Linked DNA regions of Homo sapiens: region 1 is linked to region 2. Evidence: read pairs that join two places in POLR2A ChIA-PET (ENCODE). Cell type or tissue: GM12878. All regions are shown on one strand. Each heading gives the region's core, and the rest is flanking DNA. Links, peaks and the distances in the headings are about the cores only. Region 1 overlaps LOC105369519 (a long non-coding RNA gene). Region 2 has its middle 25 kb from the start of CXCR5.

Evidence for each region. ChIA-PET counts read pairs that join two places held together with the same protein. Peaks named below come from ENCODE experiments on the same cell type or tissue, not always from the same donor. Only the 100,000 strongest peaks of a DNase experiment are listed, where the experiment ranks them.
Region 1: POLR2A ChIA-PET joins it to region 2 with 6 read pairs; 9 of 35 experiments call an interaction of 5 or more read pairs at or near these places.

What each region holds. Positions count from the first base shown.
Region 1 is chr11:118,692,210-118,700,537 of GRCh38, reverse strand. It overlaps LOC105369519 (a long non-coding RNA gene), which reads right to left. Exons shown (of 4, transcript XR_007062909.1): 2 at 7,423-7,586. Among named protein-coding and RNA genes, the nearest start is that of TREH, 17 kb to the right of the region's middle. RefSeq lists an enhancer at 8,030-8,289. In GM12878, for the core only: no CTCF peak of the experiment used is centred there; DNase peaks (open chromatin) are centred at 4,597 and 7,867; H3K4me3 peaks cover 593 bases; H3K27ac peaks cover 2,174 bases.
Region 2 is chr11:118,855,013-118,863,340 of GRCh38, reverse strand. No RefSeq gene overlaps it. Among named protein-coding and RNA genes, the nearest start is that of CXCR5, 25 kb to the left of the region's middle. RefSeq lists an enhancer at 6,827-6,916. In GM12878, for the core only: no CTCF peak of the experiment used is centred there; no DNase peak of the experiment used is centred there; H3K27me3 peaks cover 143 bases.

The DNA of each region.
Region 1 (8,328 bases), core at 64-8,063, 160 kb after region 2:
AGCAGGTGAACTTGGTTTCATAGTGGCTGGATCCCAAGAGGGTGAAAATGGAAACTGCCAGGCCTCCTAAGGCCTAAGTCTGGACCTGGCATAATATCACTTCCACCTTCTACTAGTCAAAGTGAGTCACAAGGCTGGCCCAGATTTAAGGGGAGGGGCGAAAGGAAATAAATTTCACTTCTTTTTTTTTTTTTTTTTCTGAGAGGAGACTAGCTCTGTCAGCTAGACTGGAGTGCAGTGGTGCAATCTTAGCTCACTGCAACCTCCGCCTCCCGAGTTCAAGCAATTCTCCTGCCTCAGCCTTCTGAGTAGCCCAGCTAATTTTTGCATTTGCAGTAGAGATGGGGTTTCACCATGTTGACTAGGCTGCTCTCAAATTCCTGACCTCATGTGATCTGCCGACTTTGGCCTCCCAAAGTGGTGTGATTACAGGTGTGAGCCACTGCGCCCGGCCACATTCCACTTCTTGATGGGAGGAGTGACATTACAGGGATGAACAAAACTGTTGGTGGCCATCTTTGTTGATAATGCACCACAACGAGTAAAAGTGAAATGGAGATTTTTTCATCAATGGGAGGCTCCACATGAAAATTTTCTAAAACAAAACAAAATTTAAAAATTAAAACAAGGTCTTTTCAGAGGAAGACTTTTGAAAGAGTTTATCCTAAAGTACCATCAGCAAGAGAGCTGCTAATACATTTTTGTTAAGAGAAAGGAAATTGACCTCAAAAGGAGTGAGAGGGCAATGAAAGCAATGAAGAGCAAAGAAACTGGTAAACATGTGGGTAAGTCCACAGAAGCACTGATGGTGGGAACCACAGCAGCAATGACGATGATTGGTTGGAGGCATGAAAACAAAGTCAGCCTGTGATGCCGAGTGACAGTCTGTAAGACAGAAGGTGTGATCAGAGCTAAAGAGTGCCTTTCCTCCTGCAGGGGACAATTTCTGATTAGCTTTAGATTCTGTAATTCAGTGCGCATGTGAAAAATGTGGATGGAGGGAAGCATGAGAGACTAGGAATGAAATCCATCACTTCCAAGCCCAAACAAACAAACAAACAAATGTATGAACAATAAACAAATAAAGAAATAAAACTAGAAAAAGTAATAAAAGAGACTCAATACATTTTTTTTTCTTGAGACTGAGTCTCGCTCTGTCACCCAGGCTGGAGTGCAGTGGCACAATCTTGGCTCACTGCAACCTCCACCTCCTGGGTTCGAGCAGTAAGAGAATCAATAAATTTGAGGCCGGGTGCGGTGGCTCACACTGGTAATCCTAGCACTTTTGGAGGCTGAGGGGGGCAGACTACCTGAGATCAGGAGCTCGAGACCAGCCTGGCCAACATAGCAAAACCCTGTTTCTACTAAAAATACAAAAATTAGCCGGGTATGGTGGCAGGCACCTGTAATCCCAGCTACTGGGGAGGCTGAGGCAGGAGAACTGCTTGAACCCAGGAGGTAGAGGTTGCAGTGAGCCAAGATTGCGCCACTGCACTCCAGCCTGGGCGACAAAGCGAGACTCTGTCTCAAAAAAAAAAAAAGAAAAATTTGACAGGAGTAGGACAAAAGTGAAGAGAAACAAAAAGGGCTAGGTGCGGTGGCTCACGCCTGTAATCCCAACACTTTTGGAGGCCAAGGTGGACAGATCACCTGAGGTCAGGAGTTCGAGACCAGCCTGGCCAACATGGTGAAACCCCATCTCTACTAAAAATACAAAAATTAGGTGGGCGTGGTAGCAGGCACCTGTAATCCCAGCTACTCAGAAGGCTGAGGCAGGAGAATCACTTGAACCTGGGAGGCCGAGGTTGCAATGAGTCAAGATTGCGTCACTGGACTTCAGCCTGGTTGACAGAGCAAGACTCTGTTTCCAAAAAAAAAAAAAAAAAAAGTGAATGTTCTTAATGTCCCTGAAATGTACACTTAAAAGTGGTTAAGATAGAAAATTTTATGCCATGTATATTTTACCACAACAAAAAAACATGCCAAGCAACCCTAGCAGATCCACGCATGAACAGCAGAGGTATAAAAGCATGCAGGGGACTGATACACCATACATTCAGGAGCGCAGTCATGCCTGGGTGGGCGAGGAACCCAGGTAGGAAAGGGAACACCAAACACAGGATGCTTTCGGTGGATCTGTTATGCTTCCGTTCTAAAAACAGAATCTGACACGCTTACATTTCTTACCATTATACTGTAGACTTTTCTTTTCTTTTTCTTTTTGAGGTGGAGTTTCACTGTTGTTGCCCAGGCTGGAGCGCAATGGCATGACCTCTGCTCACCGCAACCTCCGCCTCCTGCGTTCAAGCAATTCTCCTGCCTCAGCCTCCCAAGTAGCTGTGATTACAGGCATGCGCCATTACGCCTGGCTAATTTTGTATTTTTAGTAGAGACAGGGTTTCTCCATGTTGGTCAGGCTGGTCTCGAACTTCCGACCTCAGGTGATCCACCTGCCTTGGCCTCCCAAAGTGCTGGGATTACAGACGTGAGCCATTGCACCCAGCTTGTTTTTCTTTCTTTTTTTTTTTTTTGAGACGGAGTTTCGCTCTTGTTGCCCAGGCTGAAGTGCAATGGCACCGTATCGGGTCACTGCAACCTCCACCTCCCGGGTTCAAGTGATTCTCCTGCCTCAGCCTCCTGAGTAGCTGGGATTACAGGCGCCTGCCACCACGCCCAGCTAATTGTTTGTATTTTTAGTAGAGACAGGGTTTCTCCATGTTAGGCAGGCTGGTCTCGAACTCCCAACCTCAGGTGATCCGCCCACCTCAGCCTCCTAAAGTGCTGGGATTACAGGCATGAGCCACTGTACCTGGCCAGCTGACCACCTCTTTATCCTGGGAACAAGCTCCTCCTGCAGCTGCCTCCGCGTATTTGGCATCATCCTTGCCAAGTCTGGAGCAGGGCCTTGTGTGTGGTGTTGTCTCCCCTGGAAGTCTCCAAGTCAGAAGATCCTTCCTGACCCACCCTCTCCAGGCCGACCCACCACATCGCCATTGCAAGAATCCCAGCAGCGGAGGGTGGAGAAACTGCCTGGGGAATCTGAGCTATTAAACAAGCCGTCATCCGCAGGGGCTGCAGCAGCAAAGGCTGCCTTTTCTGGGGAAACCTGGAAGTGTCTTTTTGAGTCAACAGTAGGTGCCCTGCTGTCCTCGCTGCATTTGCTGGAAGTTGTTTGCAGAGGTCTGGGCATCTGGAATTCACTGCCAAGGCCGTGAGGAAGGTGGTCGACGTTCCAGCTCAGCGTCACCTGCCAGAGCCTCCTCCTTCCCCAGCAGGTGACCCCTTCCCCCTTGAACCGGAGATGAAGGTGTTTGCTATGATCTCACCTCCATGTTACTGACTGTCTCCATTCCCCTGGCTGAGCTAAGCCTCTGTGGCCATGGGTGTCCTCTGAGCTCTCATGCAAATGGTGAAGCCAAGCCTGGACTGCATGCGGACCATGGTAAGGCCCCAGAGGACATGGTCCTATTTGCTGCTTTGAGGCTGATCTTTGCTTATCTGACCACCAGGGTTACCCTGAGGCTGCAAGCGTGGAAGTAATGCCCAGGTAGGCCCCTGCCACCCTCCCTCCAGCCACAGGCTTGTGTTATGTGAGGTTCAGAGTGAGAAGGCTCCTGAAGGAGCAGCTTTGTGGTGATTGGCTGACAACACTCTCAACACGCCTCCTCTGAGCCTTCTGGAATATTTGCCAGGAACATGACTGAGGCCTGCACAGTGAGGCAGAGGACACAGTCCTCTGGGCCCCTCAGCTGCTGAAATGAAGTCAACTGCAGTGTTTCTACCCATAAGTGAAACAGGCGTATGGCTGACTATCTGCGCGGCTAAAATACATCATTTCCGACCTTTTTTCTTTTTTTTGAGATGGAGTTTCACTCTTATTCCCCAGGCTAGAGTGCAATGGCGTGATCTCAGCTCACTACAACCTCCACCTCCCAGGTTCAAGCAATTCTCCTGCCTCAGCCTCCCAAATAGCTGGGATTACAGGCATGTGCCACCATGCCCTGCTAATTTTGTATTTTTAGTAGAGACGGGGTTTCACCATGTTGGTCAGGCTGGTCTCAGAACTCCTGAGGTCAGGTGATCCACCCACCTCAGCCTCCCAAAATGCTGGGATTACAGGCATAAGCCACCGTGCTGGCTAGTTTTGTATTTTTAGTAGAGACGGGGTTTCACCATGTTGGTCAGGTTGGTCTTGAAACTCCTGAGGTCAGGTGATCCACACGCCTTGGCCTCCCAAACTGCTGGGATTACAGGTATGAGCCACCGCGCCCGGCTTATCATTTCCAACTCTTACAATGGCTTTTGAAGAGAGCTGTTACTATCCCCACTTTGCCAAAGAAGAAACTGAGGCTCAGAGAAGTCATATAACTTGCCTGCATGCAAGCCAAATGTGGTCTCAGAGGTCAAAGTCAGGTGGTCCCAGGGGGTGGGGTGGTGGGGTGGGCAGGCCCGAGCTCTGAGCTAGGGCAGGTGCTCTTTTGGCCCCGAGTTCCTGCCATTGCAGGCAGCACTGATTGAGGAAAGTGAGTGGGAGGTGTTAGACCATAGTAGTTTCACAGCAGCAAATGACTGTCACAGTAAGGACAAGCCTGTTCTTTGCCTGCTTATTTATTTATTTAACTACCACTCACCACAACAGAAACTGGTTATCTGCAGGTGCACAGCTATTCTAAGAGAGTGAATGGGTGTGCAGCTTCCTATTAGAGCTCCAAGGATCAGTCAGAGCCCTCCGGCCTGGCCCGCCCTGCCCTGCCAGCTCTGCTGCCCCGGGAGGCCACCTCACGTGCCGGCTGCTTCACTGCTCTCCCCTCCCGTCCAAATGGGGCCAAACCAAGCATGGTGGTGAACTTTTTTTTTTTTTTTAAGACAGAGTCTCGCTCTGTTGCCTCAACCTCCCCAGTAGCTGGGACTACAGGCACCCGCCACCACAGCCGGCTAATTTTTGTATTTTTAGTAGAGACGGGGTTTCACCATGTTGGCCAAGATGGTTTCAAACTCCTGACCTCAGATGATCCACCCACCTAGGTAGGCCTCCTAAAGTGCTGGGAGTACAGATATAAGCCACCGAGCTCGGTTCTGATAGACTCTTTTTAAAAATTCTCAAAAATGTCCGGGCGCGGTGGCTCACACCTGTAATCCCAGCACTTTGGGAGGCCAAGGTGGGTGGATCACCTGTGGTCAGGAGTTCAAGACCAGCCTGGCCAACATGGTGAAACGCCATCTCTACTAAAAATACAGAAATTAGCCGGGTGTCATGGCGCATGCCTATAGTCCCAGCTACTCGGGAGGCTGAGGCAGGAGAATCGCTTGAACCCGGGAGGTGGAGGTTGCAGTGAGCCCAGATCACGCCACTGTACTCCAGCCTGGGAGACAGGGCGAGACTCTGTCTCAAACAACAACAACACAAAATTCTCAAATGATTTTATTATCAGCTGTAGCACAACCCAGGAAGGTGCATAAAACACATATGGCAGTTTAACAGATCACTGTGAAGCAGACACCTGGAAATCGAGTGGTGACAGGGCCTTGCATCCCAGAAGCTGGAAGTGCGCAGCTCCACACCATCCCGGCCTCGCTGCCCGCCACGGGGGATGTCGGGAAGCGTTTGCCCTAGAGCTCAGGTGAGAGGTCTGGGGATCCAGAGCTGGTGTCTACCAGACAAGGCAGGTGTGAGAAGCTGTGGATGCACACGCTCAGTGTCACCTGATGTTTGGGTCTGTATATATGGATATTAGTCCTTGGTTCCTTATGCATTATTCGACACCCTTCCTTCACCCTCTTCCTACAGTGAGGTCTGCCTCTCACATCCAGAGGGAGGTTGAAGTTAGGCCAGGCAGAGGCGTGCTACAATATCCCTAGGACATTAGAACCTGGACGGAAATGTAATGGGAATGAAGGAAAGCATGTGACCGGAAGGCCCCTTGAGAAGAGAGCAGATGCTCAGAGGAAGGATCTGCTTGAGATTCCCTTCAGCTGTGACAGAAATCTGAAAACCAGAGGCTTAAACAACTATGAGGGTTGTTTTTTCATATCACAGAAGTCTAAGGCTGTCGTGACTCGAAGTTGCCATCGAGAACCCAGTCTCTTTTCACCTTCCTGGGCTGCCATCTGAAGCAGGTGGCTGTCGGCTGAGGTTTACTGCCTCGTGGATACAAGGTGGCTGCTGCAGTGCCAAGCCTTTCATCTGCATCAAGGCAGGAAGAGGGAGGGCAAAGGACTCAACGCAGAGCCGGTTGAGTCTCTCCCCTTTTAGGAGCCTGCCTCAGATCCTTTTGCAGTGACGTCCACTTATGTCTCATTTGCCAGAACTGGGTCCCTGGCCACCCTGAACTGTAGGGGAGCCTGGAAAATCAACTTAAACAAAGCTGGTCACGCTGATACCCTGAGAACAGGCATTGAGAAGGAAACTAGTAGCTTTTCCTCAAAGAAATAATTTGCAGTGGGGACAATAAGACTTCCCTCCCCTAAGCTGCTTTCTAAGGATGGTGGGCCCAGGAGGGCTCAGAGCCCTTGCTGCATGGGGTGAAACTTGGGGTCAGAGCTGAGTTGCTGAGGACGAAGAAGAGGCTGAGCTGCGTCTCCTGTGGTGCCCTTCCCAGCCCTTCACACAGCTTGCAGCTTCTCCTTGAAATCAAAGCTGAACCCATATTTTAAAGTGTTCTGTTTTCCCACCAATGATGTATCTGCTTGTAAATGTGTTAAGAAAGACTGGGCAGACAAGCTAAGTGGTGAGATGTGGGTGGGGACTCAGGTACACGCAACCCCGAGGGCAGCCCAGAGCTGCGTCCTTATGGGCTAGGGCTTCACCATATTGGTCAGGCTGGTCTCAAACTTCTGACTTCAGGTGATCCGCCTGCCTCGGCCTCCCAAAGTGCTGGGATTACAGGCATGAGCCACTGTGCCCAGCCCTATCTTCCTTTTAGACTTGTAAGAGATCTCTACATATTACAGATACCAATATGTACATAGGATACCAATTTAAAGGGACACCAAATGATTGTGTCAACATTCCAGGCTGAGGTTGCATTCAGGGGTGCGGTCCTGCGCTCTGCAGGAGTACGAAGTCCCAGCCCACAAAGCCCCTTTGGTGGAGGTCAGACTCCTCCTAACCGTACCCACACAGGAATCACTCTTAGATTTACAGTCAGAATTAGAGACATTGAGACATTTTAAAAACAGGAGCGTGTGAGCTGAAATATAAATTTCCACCTTCCTTTGACAAATCAGGATCCCCCAGCCCCATAGCAGCCACCCTCTGAGCAGTGGCCTCCCTTACACAGGAATACGCTTCCGGTTCAGCCCAGTTCCCGTCACCCCAAGACTAGGTCCCCAACACTCACTTCCCCCTTGCACTGTTGGCTCCCTTATCCCCAACATATTTTGCACATTCCTATTACTGGAATTTGAGTTTGCAACACTGACCTAGAGCAAAGCCTTCAATTTATATACAGGCAACGAGGAATGGTAGAGGTTCTTGCCCAAGGGCACACAGCCTATGATGGTACAGCCAGGCCTTCAGTGGGGTCTCTTGGGAACTAGTGTCCCCGGAGATCAACTAACACTGCGAATCCCTGGGACTGCAGAGCCTGTGGGGGAGAAAGGGAATGTAACTTGAGTTGGGGTCACTTGGTTGCATCTGAATTTGCTGGTATTGGGCTGTGGCAGTGGAACTCCTGGCCTGGCAGGGAGATGCCTAGTTGTCTGGGCATGGTAGCTCCCTCACCCCATGCCCTGTTCCCACGGGGAGAGAGGAAGCCGCAGTGGTTGAGGTGAAAACCAGAGGTCGTGCAGCCCTGGCAGACAGAGGCAACCACGGACAGCTGCAGCAGGCTGGTGACTGGCCCACAGGCACCCTCCACACCCTTGCTGCAAAAATTGCTGTCGTGTGCAGAATTTCGGAAACGTGCAAAGCCTGAGAGTGGGTGCTCAGGAGCCCTCCCTGGTGTGTGCAGGCAGCCCTCGGTGACTCAGCCCAAACCCCAACCATGGGCATCAGGCAGCTGAGGGCTAAAAAAAAAAAAAAAAAAGTTTCTGATGTACAGATGGCTGTGGTTTGAGTAGAGGAGTAGGAGGAGAGAAATGGAGCCTTCCTTGTCTTGCTCCAAGCTCTGGTTGAGGCGTAGGCCCTGCTCTGGGAGGAGGAGGCGGCAATGAGGCACACAGGCTGGGGGTCAGGCTGCGAAACAGCAAGCCTGCCCCTTGGTGGTCTGCCCGCTGCCCTACCTGTGTCCTCCCCACCAGCTCCTCCTCTCCTCTTGTTTCAGGGAGTTCTCTCCTCCTCTGTCTCCCCTCACTGCAGGCTCATGTCCTGTTTACCCTCTGGGATCT
Region 2 (8,328 bases), core at 10-8,009:
GTGATGGGCCAGGCACGGCGGCTCACACCTGTAGTCCCAGCACTTTGGGAGGCCAAGGTGGGCAGATCGCCTGAGGTCAGGAGTTCAAGACCAGCCTGGCCAACATGACGAAACCCCATCTCTACTAAAAATATAAAAATTAGCTGGGCATGGTGGCGCAAGCCTGTAGTCCCAGCTACTCGGGAGGCTGAGGCAGGAGAATGGTGTGAACCTGGGAGGCGGAGCTTGCAGTGAGCCGAGATTGCACCACTGCAATCCAGCCTAGCGACAGAGTGAGTATCCATCTCAAAAAAAAAAAAAAAAAAGTGATGAAATTGAGGCAAAAAGAGGTTAAGTAACTTGCCCAAAGTCATGCAGCCAATAAGTAGCAGAACTGGGATCTGAACCAGCCAGTCTGGCTCAAACCATTGTATATTTCACCTCTAGGCTATAACAGGTTGGCTCTGTTAAATGGCATACTTTGCAAGTAGAGAAATTGAGTTTTAGGTTAAATAATTTGTTAATATTGGTGGTCGGTGGCAGAGCTGGGATATAAACTCTCTCACTGGTTCTTTGTTTTAAGAGATCTCTGCATTTTTGTTTTTTTTGAGACGGAGTTTCACTCTCGTTGCCCAGGCTGGAGTGCAATGGCACCATCTTGGCCTCCTAAAGTGCTGGGATTACAGGCGTGAGCCACCAAACTCGGCCAGATCTCTGCATTTTTAATTACTCTGCTGTATGATCTGTGCAACGTTTAGTTTTTATTTTCTTTATTTCTGAGACAGAGTTTCACTCTCGTTGCCCAGGCTGGAGTGCAATGGTGCAATCTCGACTCACTGCAACCTCCACCTCCTGGGTTCAAGTAATTATCCTGCTTCAGCCTCCTGAGTAGCTGGGATTACAGGCACCTGCCACCACGCCCGGCTAATTTTTTGTTTTTGGTTTTTTTGAGACGGAGTCTCACTCTGTTACCCAGGATGGAGTGCAGTGGCGTGACCTCAGCTCACTGCAACCTCCGCCTCCCAGGTTCAAGTAATTCTCCTGCTTCAGCCTCCTGAGTAGCTGGGATTACAGGTGCCCACCACCATGCCTGGGTAATTTTTTGTGTGTGTTTTTAGTAGAGACGGGGTTTCACCATGTTGGCTAGGTTGGTCTCGAACTCCTGACCTCAGGCAATCTGCCTGCCTTGGCCTCCCAAAGTGCTGGGATTATAGGTGTGAGCCACTGCACTCAGCCTCTATGCAACATTTAAATGATGGGTGTACCTGTAGTCTAAACTGCCTGGGAGGCTGAGTGGGGAAGGATGGCTTAAGCCCAGGAGCTAGAGTCCAGTCTGGGCAATATAGCGAGACCCTGCCTCTAGAAATTTTTTTTAAAAAAGGCCGGGCGCAGTGGTTCATGCCTGTAATCCCAGCACTTTGGGAGGCCAAGGCGGGTGGATTACAAGGTCAGGAGATCGAGACCATCCTGGCTAACACGGTGAAACCCCGTCTCTACTAAAAATACAAAAAATTAGCCGGGCGTGGTGGCGGGCGCCTGTAGTCCCAGCTACTTGGGAGGCTGAGGCAGGAGAATGGTGTGAACCTGGGAGGCGGAGCTTGCAGTGAGCTGAGATCGCGCCACTGCACTCCAGCCTGGGTGACAGAGCAAAGACTCCATCTCAAAAAAAAAAAAAAAAGATGGGGATAAAAACCTCCCGCATCTCTCAAATCACCACCCTTAATCAACTACCTTTCCTACCTACACACAAGACAAATTTTCTGGCTTGTCACTGTTATTGGAGAAATGGGATACCAGATCGAGGTGCTAAGTCAGTGTCAGTTCCTGCTCCCCTGCTTCTTCCTCCTCTCCTGGGCAAGAATTCCATGACTGGACATGATTCCTGACTTCTGAAAGCACAGGTCTTAAGGGTGTTCTGTGGAATGGTTCTCTGTAGCCAACAGCAACTTGCTTTCCTTGCCAGTTTAGTTTCTCCTTCAGCAAAACAAGAGGATTGGGTCAGGACACTGGTTCCGAAGCTTGGCTGTGAATCTGAACTACCTACCTGGGCACTGTTTAAAGCCTACAGTGCCCACCACAGACCTATTGAATCAGACTCTTCAGGGGTGAGACCCAGGCATGTATACGGTGGCTCTAAAACACCCTTCAATAAGAAGCCCTGGGCTAGATGATCTTGAAGGTCTCTCAGCTCTAATGCACTGTGCTTCCCTGATGTCTTTCTCAGGGCCAGCACAAAGTGGAACTCTGAACAGAAGGCAGAGAACCTGGGTTCTTATTCCAGCCATGCTAGTAACAGCTCCGAGTTACTTCCACTCTTGGGGCTTCAGTTTCCTTATCTGCAACAAGAGTTGGGGGTAGGGGGGTTGCCCTAGATTCCTTCATCCAGCAAGTATTTATTGAGCACCTACTCTGTCAAGCTCTGGGATTCATGGGGTCTGAGTCTTGGTCATGGAATAGGATGACATTGCAAGGGGTAAGGGCTGCTGCCAGGCAACTGGGCCTGGTTTAAATTAAATTAAATTATTTAATTTAATTAAAGGCAAGGACATCACAGGTCCTTTTTTTTTTTTTTTTTCTTGAGACGGAGTCTTGCTCTGTCGCCCAGGCTGGAGTGCAGTGCTGGTGCAATCTCAGCTCACTGCAACCTCCTCCTCCTGGGTTCAAGTGATTCTCCTGCCTCAGTCTCCCGAGTATCTGGGATTCCAGGTGCCCGCCACTACGCCTGGATAATTTTTGTATTTTTAGTAGAGACGGGGTTTCGCCGTGTTGGCCAGGCTGGTCTCGAACTCCTGACCTCGTGATACACCTGCCTTGGCCTCCCAAAGTGCTGGGATTACAGGCATGAGCCACCGCGCCCAGCCCCCCACTGGTCCTCTTTTAGTACCACCATGATGGTTTCCTGTCCCCAAACTCTCTTCCAACCCTTGTTAACCATAGCTAGTCTCCACAGCAACAAACAAACCTCCTGGGTTCAGAAAGGGAACTGTATGTAAAACTGGCTAAATAAAAGTTATTAGCTTGTCTAGATAATCCCACTAGCCAGTTCTGAGATCTGAGACTAAACTATTCCACACACAATGGCACAACTAGAACCTTGTGGTTCACAGCGTGGCCCACAGATCAGCATTGGATCTGTCACTGACAGCTTGTTAAAACTGGAATCCTAGGCTCCACCCTGGTCCTACTGAATCAGAGACTGCATTTAAAGTGATCCCTAGGTGATTGTATGCACATTACGGTCTGAGAAACACTAAACTAAAAAACTATGAGCTCAGAAAATCTGTGGCAAGAAATGTGTGTGAAACCTATAAGAGGAAATCCATACCACTTCCCCGAGAGACAGCACATAGCGTGTTTCTGGATGGGAATACTCAGTGGGGGGAAGATGACAATTCTCACTCGCATGAAATGGATCAAAGTGATTTTTTTTTCTACTGTCATTTTTCTTTTTCTCTATATTTTTCAAAATTGATATATCATGATGGTACATATTGGTACATATTGTGGGGTGTGTGTAGGTCAAATTGATTTTTGAAGTTAATTTGAGAGAATAAATTGGCTGGGCATGGTGGCTCACATCTGTAATCTCAGCACTTTGGGAAGCCAAGACAGGAGGATCCCTTGAGGCCAGGAGTTCAAGACCAGCCTAGGCAACATAGCAAGACTCCATTTCTACAAAAAATTGTTAAAAATTTGCCGGGCTTGATGGGTGCACGCCTATAGTCCTAGCTTCTCAGGAGGCTGAATGAGGAGGATTGCTCGAGCCCAGGAGTTTGAGGCTGCAGTGAGCTATGATAGCGCCACTGCACTCCAGCCTGGGTGACAGAGCAAGAACCTGACTCTAAAAAAAAAAATTATAAAATAAACAGACAAGAATAGAGTTTTTTTTCTTTTGGAAAATAAATACAATAAGGTAGGATTTCCCCTATTAGATATTATGTTAAGCTGTGTGTAGTGGCTCACACCTATAATCCCAGCACTTTGGGAGGCCGAGGTGGGCAGATCACCTGAAATCAGGAGTCTGAGACCAGCCTGGCCAACATGATAAAACCCCTGTCTCTACTAAAAATACAAAAAAAAAAAAAAAAAAAAAAAAAAAGCCAGGCATGGTGGTGCACACCTGTTATTCCAACTACTCGGGAGGCTGAGGCAGGAGAATTGCTTGAATCCAGGAGATGGGGGTTCCAGTGAGCTGCGATTGCACCACTGAACTCCAGCCTGGACAACAGAGCAAGACTCCATCTCATGGCTGGGCGCAGTGGCTCACACCTGTAATCCCAGCACTTTGGGAGGCTGAGGCGGGCGGATCATGAGGTCAGGAGTTCGAGACCAGCCTGACCAACATGGTGAAACCCCATCTCTACTAAAAATACAAAAATTAGCCAGGCGTGGTGGCGCACGCCTGTAATCCCAGCTACTCAGGAGGCCAAGGCAGGAGAATCGCTTGAACCCAGGAGATGGAGGTTGCAGTGAACTGAGATTGTGCCACTGAACTCCAGCCGGGCGACAGAGTGAGACTCCGTTTCAAAAAAAAAAAAAAAAAAAAAGACTCCAACTCAAAAAAAAAAAAAGAAAAGAAATGATGTTAAGAGGAATTCAGGTTCTGGAGAAAGAGAATCTGGGTTTAGGCCAGGTGCAGTGGCTCACGCCTGTAATCCCAGCACTTTGGGAGCCCGTGGTGGGCTGATCACGAGGTCAGGAGATCGAGACCATCCTGGCTAACATGGTGAAACCCCGCCTCTACTAAAAAAATTACAAAAAAAAAAATTAGCCCGGCGTGGTGGTGGGCACCTGTAGTCACAGCTACTCGGGAGGCTGAGGCAGGAGAATGGCGTGAACCTGGGAGGCAGAGCTGGCAGTGAGCCAAGATTGCACCACTGCACTCCAACCAGGGCGACAGAGTAAGACTCCGTCTCAAAAAAAAAAAAGAAGAAAATTGGGTTTGAATCTGACTTTGCCACTTCCTGAACATGTCACTGCTATGGACTGCATGGTGTCCCCTCAGATTCATATGTTGAGGCCCTCCCCTTCTCCTCCCCGTCTCCTTTCCCCACCCCCTGCCCAGCACAAAGGAAAGGGCACTTCATGAAGACACAGCGAGAAGGTGGCCATCTACAAACCAGGGAGAAAGCCCTTGCCCAAAGCTGAACCCTGCCAGAACCTTCCAGCCTCTAGAACTGTGAGAAGATATTGATAAATTTCTGTTGTACAAGCCACTCAGTCTGTAGTATTTTGTATGGCAGCCCGAGCAGACTAAGGCTGCCATCTTGGGAAACCTTCCTAACATCTCGTAGCCTCTGTTTCTTCCTCCTGTAAAATGGGAGTAAGAATATCATTTACAGCATCCTTATGAGTATTAAAGGAAATAGTATATGTCAAACACTCAGCAGAATGCCTGGCCCATAACAGTTGTTCAACAAATGACGATTACAGTGATAACAACTGCACCACTGGGCAAAAATCTGTAGAAAGACCAATGGAACAGAACAGATAACCCAGAAACAGACCTCAGCATTTCCATAAGCTCCAGGAGTGCAGAGAAAGTCTATGTTTGTACTCACCATTGTGTCATTTTCCCCATGCCTAACATATATAGGGCATACAGGAAGTGCTTAAAAAGTGTATGTTGTATTAGAATTTCATACACATGGCTGGGCATGGTGGCTTACACCTGTAATCCCAGCACTTTAGGAGGCCCAGGTGGGAGAATGACGTGAGCTCAGGAGTCCCAGGCCAGCCTGGGCAACGTCGCGAAACCCCATCTGTACAAAAAATACAAAAATTAGCCAGGCATGGTGGCACGTGCCTGTAGTCCCAGCTTAAGCCTGGGAGGTTGAGGCTGCAGTGAGCTAAGATTGTGCCACTGCACTCCAGCCTGGGGTATAAAGTGAGACTCTGTCTCAAAAAAACCCCAAAATGTAATACATGCTAAAGAAGGACTCATAAATCAGTGGTGAAAGAGAAGACTAGTCTTTCAATAATACTGGGAAAATTGCTTACAGTTTTGGACTAAAATAACCAGATTTTATTATTTCATTTTATAAAGAGGCTTTTAAACCTTTTTGGACTATGACCCACAGTAAGAAATATGTGGAACATCTCGCCTGAATATAAATTAATAATTAAAACAAAAGTTTATAAAGCAATATTTATCCTTATTATGTCAGATGGACTCTGATCTATTCTATTCTATTCTATTCTATTCCTATATTATTAAAAAGAAAATTCTGGTGTCTGCCCAGTAAATTGATCTAATAACTCACTAGTGAATAGCTACCAGTAGTTTGAAGAATATTTCTTATACCAAAATTAATTTTTAATTTAAAAAAAGAAAAAATTATAGGTAAATAATATGAGAGTTTATTTATTTATTTATTTTTGAGACAGAGTCTTGCTCTGTATGTCACCCATACAGTACAGTAGCACCATCGGCTCACTGCAACCTCCGCCTCCCGGGTTCAAGCTATTCTCCTGCCTCAGCTTCCCGAGTATCTTGGATTATAGGCATGCACCACCACACCTGGCTAATTTTTTTATTTTTAGTAGAGACGGGGTTTCACCATGTTGGCCAGGCTGGTCTCGAACTCCTGACCTCAAGTGATCTGCCCGCCTCCGCCTCCCAAAGTGCTGGGATTACAGGCATGACCCACTGAGCCGGCCAAATAATAGGAGGTTTTGAAATGAGAAATGACTTGAGATTTTAAAAATAATGAAAAAAATAACAAAGGCAAACATCAACAAATTTGAGAACACCAACATTTTAAATATGTTATAGGGACCACATATGGCAAAGGCAGCTATGACAGACAGGATGTGGTCATCACTGGAGAGAAGAGGCCAGTTATTCTTGACATCTCTTTCTTCCTCATATTCGCCCACATGGAACCCAACAGCAAGTCCCGCAGATGCTGCCTCCATTCGTGCACTTTCTCCCTGGCCACAGGGAGATCTTAGTCCAGACCTGATCTTAGCCCTGATCTTAGTCCAGACCATCATTCTCTCACTCTGGGACTGCTGCCCCTACCTCCCAGCTAGTCTCCCTGCTTCCACTGTGCACCCCACAATCCTTTCTGCTCACAGCAGCCAGAGTCATCTTTTTTTTTTTTTTTTTTTTTGAGACAGGGTCTCACTATGTTGGCCAGGCTAGTCTCAAACTCCTGGTCTCAAGCGATGCTCCTTCCTCGGCCTCCCAAAGTGCCGAGATTGCAGTCATGAGCTACCATGCCCGGCCAAGAGTAATCTTTTTGAAGTATAAATTAAATCACTCTCAGTAATCCAATTAAGAAACTGGCAAATGAAAAATCTTACAAGTGCTGAATCTTCTGTCTGTCTGTATTTATATGTGTTGTGTGTGTGTGTGATGTTTATACATAAAAGAGCTCTGATTAATTGGCAGCAGGCAAGGTGAACCCCTTGGGCGGTTACAGAATGGAAGAGCGGGACTTGACTGTGACAGGCCAGACCTCTCTGCACTTCCACATTCCGAGGAGAAACTGAGGAGTCCAAGAATTCTAAATTCCAGCTGGCTTCCTAGTTCTTTTTTTATTTTTTATTTTCCAAGATGGAGTTTTGCTCTTGTCACCCAGACTGGAGTGCAGTGGCGTGATCTCGGCTCACTGCAACCTCCGCTTCCCAGGTTCAAGGGACTCTCCGGCCTCAGCTTCCCGAGTAGCTGAGATTACAGGCACACCACCACGCCCAGCTAATTTTTGTATTTTTAGTAGAGACGGGATTTCACCATGTTGGTGACAGGCGGGCACCTGTAATCTCAGTTACTCGGGAGGCTGAGGCAGGAGAGTCATCTGAATCCGGGAGGTGGACGTTGAGTGAGATTGTGCCATTGCACTCCAGCCTGGGTAACAGAGGGAGACTCCGTCTCACAAAAGAAAAAGCAAAACAAAAAAGCAAAAAACAAAACACAGCACTTTGTAGATTCCCAGGATTTTAGGAGTTGTATGCTGGGAAATGGTGATAAAGACCAAATATATATTTCAGAATATCACAGGAGGATAAACCATATTTGGTCTAATAGTCTCTTTATAACTTGTAACTATCAGGTATATGGTCTATGAGCCTCCATCTGTATTCTCGCCCAAGCTTTGGCTTTTGGTAGAGACAGGCTTGGCTGCATGGAGGTCTTGGGCCGGGTTCTTCTTCTTGGGGAATCCAGGGGATGCACACACACAGACCCTTGGAGCTTGAGCCCCAACAGAAAATTGACCCTGAAATCTTTGAAGCTTTTATAGGAATGGAGAGGAAATGAAATTTGTCATTTCAAAGCTGAAGTTAATCCATTTTCATTCTAGGAAAACCCTCTGGAAGGGACTTTTAGTTATGTACCTGTAGGGC